Linked DNA regions of Homo sapiens: region 2 is linked to region 1. A link is an interaction called in ENCODE POLR2A ChIA-PET data of the cell type or tissue named here. Cell type or tissue: K562. All regions are shown on one strand.

Evidence for each region. Peaks named below come from ENCODE experiments on the same cell type or tissue, not always from the same donor. Only the 100,000 strongest peaks of a DNase experiment are listed, where the experiment ranks them.
Region 2: POLR2A ChIA-PET joins it to region 1 with 5 read pairs; 2 of 35 experiments call an interaction of 5 or more read pairs at or near these places.

The regions. Positions count from the first base shown.
Region 1 is chr19:44,746,278-44,748,777 of GRCh38, forward strand. BCL3 (BCL3 transcription coactivator) reads left to right here and starts at 2,431. Exons shown (of 9, transcript NM_005178.5): 1 at 2,431-2,500. RefSeq lists silencers at 1,000-1,479, 1,540-1,669, 2,080-2,500. In K562, no CTCF peak of the experiment used is centred here; DNase peaks (open chromatin) are centred at 1,304 and 2,204; H3K4me3 peaks cover 1,672 bases.
Region 2 is chr19:45,695,543-45,698,042 of GRCh38, forward strand. It overlaps QPCTL (glutaminyl-peptide cyclotransferase like), which reads left to right. Exons shown (of 7, transcript NM_017659.4): 3 at 1-176. Among named protein-coding and RNA genes, the nearest start is that of QPCTL, 4.1 kb to the left of the region's middle. In K562, no CTCF peak of the experiment used is centred here; no DNase peak of the experiment used is centred here.

The DNA of each region.
Region 1 (2,500 bases):
GACCCTCACCTCCTCCTTCAGACCCTCACCTCCTCTCTCAAACCCTCGCCTCCTTCCTCAGACTCTTATCTCCTCCTTCAGACCCTTGTCTCCTCCCTCAGACCTTCACCTCCTCCCTCCAAACCTCGCCTCCACCCTCAGACCCTTATTTCCTCCATCAGACCCTTACCTCCTCCAACAGACCCTGTCCTCCTCCTTCAGATCCTCTCCCCCTCCTCCCACTAAACCATCTACTTCTCTCTCAGACCTATCTTCCTTCTTCAGATCCTCCTCCTTCTGACCCTTTTATCCCTCTTCCAACCTCAGAGAACCATCAGCACCCTCTCTTCCAGCAGCACCGTCTCTCCCAGCCCTTCGAAGCTCCCACCGGACCCATCACATCTTCTCCCCTCTACAGTCCTGCTAGGTTGGAACCACTGCACCAGCTGCCCTGGGATGCCAGGAGTGGGACAGGCTTGGGTGTCCTTCCCACCCTACCTCTGAGGGTCCCCACCCTAAGCCTCGCCCCTCCAAACCTCAGCTTTCCTTTCTGTGCATTGGGATAGTGCTCCACACCCCTCTCCTGTGTCTGAGGGTCCCCAGGGGTGGGGTTGGATGGGCAGGGAACACAGCCCCCAGCCTGTCCAACCGAATTCCTCCCCTCTTCCCTTGCTGTGGCCCCCACAACACCAGCAGGCAGGGGTTGCCATTGGTCCCATTTTCCAGAAGAACAAACTGAGTCTCAAGGCAGGGGATGGCTTGTCTGAGGTCCCACCGGGAGCAAGGGGTGGAGGTGGAATTAACACAGGTCTGTGCTCGGGATGTTTCGCCATGAAGGGGGATAAGGGAGATCCAGAGAGAGGTCGAAAGGAAGGGAAGGGGTGAGGCCTCTCCACACAGCCACTTCTCACATCCTGGGTTAACGATCCACTCGGGTGGGGCCCGAGTCCGGCCAAAGTCCCTTCCCGGGGCCCCAATACCCACTTTCAAGGTCCCAGGGGACACAGAGACAGCAACAGAGATGGGGAGACAGAGACAGAGGGCGGGGCAGGAGACAACCAGAGGGAGGTCAGGCAAGTTTCGAAGACAGAAGGAGACCGGGGGAGAGAACCAGAGAGACGCCGCGTGCCCCCTGGGCAAGTCCGGGGTGCAGCCCCCATGCCCCGCCCCCTGTGTCCCCAAAGCCTCCCTCTCCGCCTCCTGTGACTCAGTGACCCGGACTCAACCCCAGCGGCTGCCCCGCCCCCAGGGAAATCCGGGAAAGCCCCGGACCTTCGGGGCCCCACCCCGGGGCGGGGAGAGGGAGAGGAGGGGAGGAGACGGGGAAGAGTCCCGCCTCCCTCCTCCCTCCCTCCCATCTCCAGCCTGAGTCATGCCCCCAACCCGCCTAGCCTGTTCCCCACCCATCAACCCCTCCTCGAGGTGGGAGGGGAAGTCGGGGGGAAGCCAAACTGCTCCCCGCTCCTGCAGCACCGGCCTCGGTCGCGCTGACTCTGGCCTGGTGTCCGTGTCTCTTGCTATCTCTCTTTCTCTCAAGATCTCTGCGCCTGTCTCCATGTCTCTTTCTCTCTGTGCACCTAGGATTTTCCGAGCACCCACCCCGGTGCCCCGCGGGCCCCGGCTGGGGGCAGGGCCCCCAACGAGTGCAGAGACACAATCAGTGGAGCGCTCCCCACCCTCACCCCACCCCCAGCCCCTTTAGACCCACAGCTGATGAGGCACGTGGAGTGGCAGAGATGGAAGAGGGGAGGGAGAGGAATCGTTCCTGGCCGCCTGCCGAGTGCCAGTCCCTGCCCCGGGTGCGTCTCTTCACTCCCACTAAGGAGGAAACGGCTCAGAGAGGGGAAGTGTTTGGCCAAGGTCACCCAGCGAGTAAGTGGGAACCGAGATTCCAAACCCCGTCCCAGAGATGCCAAGGCCTCCTGAGAGACAGAGAAGCAGACAGCAACTGAGAGGCAGAGAGATGGTGACAGACACAAAGAGACAAAAGAGAGAGACAGAGACGGAACAGAGCACACAGAGACAAACGCGGGGTTGCGGAGAGAAACACCTACTCAGACAGGAGAACCAGAGAGACAGTTACAGACTCAGAGATAGAGATGTTGAGAGATAGGGCCAGAAAGACAAAAACAGAGGCAGAGAGAGCGGCCCTTGGCAGCAGGGGTGGGGACACCCCCCCACCCCCCGACCCCGCCTCCTCTCCCCCCACCCCTCCTTTCCTCTCCCTCCCCCGCCGAGGCCTGGCTGCCCCAGGCGCCGCGGGCCGGGAGGGGGCAAGCGGGGCGCGGCGCGGGCGGGGCGCAGGGCAGGCTGCACCTCAGAGCGGCGGGAGCAGCGGCGGGTCCAGGAAACCCCTGGGGCGTACGGGTGGCCCCGGGGGGGCCGGGGGCGGGGAGGCGGGCGGCCGGCACCGCCCCGGCCGACAAAAGTCCCTTCAGTTCAGCCGGCTGCAGGGGAAGTCCCGGCGCCCGGCGAAACCACCCTCCCGTGCAGCCGAGCCCAGCCGCTCTCCGGCCGCCGT
Region 2 (2,500 bases), 950 kb after region 1:
CCACACTGGACCCAAGGGCTGCCCGTCACCTCACCCTTGCCTGCCATTATGACTCGAAGCTCTTCCCACCCGGATCGACCCCCTTTGTAGGGGCCACGGATTCGGCTGTGCCCTGTGCCCTGCTGCTGGAGCTGGCCCAAGCACTTGACCTGGAGCTGAGCAGGGCCAAAAAACAGGTGAGGAGCAGGAGTCGGGGAGGGTAGTGGGCTACCTCCACCTTTTCCCAAGCCCCCACCCTCCCTTGCCTGGACATTTGTCATCCCTCTCGTCTTCCCACTCTACTCCACGCACAGAGCCACAGGGATCTTTTTTTTTTTTTTGAGACGGAGTTTCGCTCTTGTTCCCCAGGATGGAGTGCACATGGCGAGATCTTGGCTCCCCGCAACCTCTGCCTACTGGGTTCAAGCAATTCTCCTCCCAACCTCAGGTGATCTGCCCACCTCGGCCTCTCAAAGTGCTGGGATTACAGGCGTGAGCCACCGCGCCTGGTCATCACAGGGATCTTTTTACCTTCTAGATGTCAGATTCTCTTTCCTCTCCCCCAAACCCTCCCAGGGCTCCCGCCTCATTCCAGCCATAATCCAGAGTCCTTATATTGGCCCACGAGCTGTGCCCTGTTACCTCTCCAGCCTCATCTCCCACCCCTCACCTCTTGCTCACTCTGCTGTAGCCACCCCCACCTCCTCTGGGTTCCTCAAACCCGCAGAGCTTGCTCCCACCTCAGGGCATCTGCACTTGCTGTTTGCTTTGGATAGAATGTGCTTTTCTGGCCAGGCTCCGTGGCTCACACTTGGAATCCCAGCACTTTGGGAGGTTGAGGTGGGTGGATCACAAGGTCAGGAGTTCAAGACCAGCCTGGCCAACATGATGAAACCCCATCTCTACCAAAAACACAAAAATTAGCCAGGCTTGGTGGTGCACACCTGTAACCCCAGCTACTCGGGAGGCTGAAGCAGAGAATTGCTTGAACCCGGGAGGCGGAGGTTGCAGTGAGCCAAAGTTGCACCACTGCACTCCAGCCTGGGCAACAGAGCGAGACTCCATCTCAAAAAAAAAAAAAAATTATCTGGGAGTAGTGGCATGCTACTTGGGAGGCTGAGAGGGGAGGATGGCTTGAGTCTAGGAGTTTGAGACTGCAGTGAGCCATGATCGTGCCACTGTATTCTAGCCTGGGTGACAGAGACCTTGTCTCTTAAAAAAAAAAAAAAGAATATGCTTTTCATAGATATCTTCCTGGCTGGCTCCCACTCTTCACTCAGGTGTCCACTCCAATGTCACCCCTTCAAAGAGGCCTTCCCGGCCGGGCGTGGTAACTCGCACCTGTAATCCCAGCACTTTGGGAGGCCGAGGCAGGCAGATCATTTGAGGTCAGAAGTTCGAGCCCAGCTTGTCCAACAGGGAAACCTCATCTCTACTAAAAATACAAAAATTAGCTGGGTATGGTGGTACATACCTGTAATCCTACTACTTGGGAGGTTGAGACAGGAGGATCACTTGAAACTGAGAGGCGGAGGTTGCAGTGAGCCGAGATCGCACCACTGCACTCCAGCCTGGATGACAGAGCGAGATTCTGTCTCAAAACAAACAGAAAAGAAAAACACAGGCCAGGTGCGGTGGCTCACACCTGTAATCCCAGCACTTTGGGAGGCCAAGGCAGGTGGATCGTGAGGTCAGGAGATTGAGACCATCCTGGCTAACACAGTGAAACCCCGTCTCTACTAAAAATACAAAAAGTTAGCTGGGCGTGGTGGCGGGCGCCTGTAGTCCCAGCTACTTGGGAGGCTGAGGCAGGAGAATGGCGTGAACTCGGGAGGCAGAGTTTGCAGTGAGCCGAGATCGCGCCACTGTACGCCAGCCTGGGCGATACAGCGAGACTCCGTCTCAAAAAAAAAAAAAAGAAAGAAAAAAAAGAAAAGAAAAGAAAAACACAGATTTAATCATGCTCCTGCCCTGCTTAACCCCTCTCTGTGCCTCCCCAGTGTCCCTATAACAAAGCCCACACTCCTTGGCCCTTGCTAAACCTTCCGTACCCCTCTCAAACCTCTGGGACCCCTTCCCTGGCCATAGCCTTGCCCTGTGTTGCTCCCTTGGCTGGGAATACTCTTCCTCCTGCTCCATTTTGCCAGGCCAGTTCCTACCCATTCTCATGGCAAACATCCCTTCCCAAAAGACCCAACGCCCTCTCCAGGCCAGGTCATCCCCCAGCCTCCTTCCTATGCCCTCTCAGGACTCTATAGTTCTTAGAAGCATTTGTCTCAACTGCATTTCACTGTTTGTATAATTATTCATTTGTGGATCTATCTGGTTCACCAAACTGAGCTTGAGGAATAATAATCAGAGATAACCCTTATTTAGTTATATGCCAGGCACTGTTCTAAGACCTGGATTCAAACCTTACCCTTTGAAAAGAACTGTTATTGCCGGGCGCGGTGGCTCACATCTGTAATCCCAGCACTTTGGGAGGCTGAGGTAGGTGGATCATTTGAGGTCAGGAGTTCGA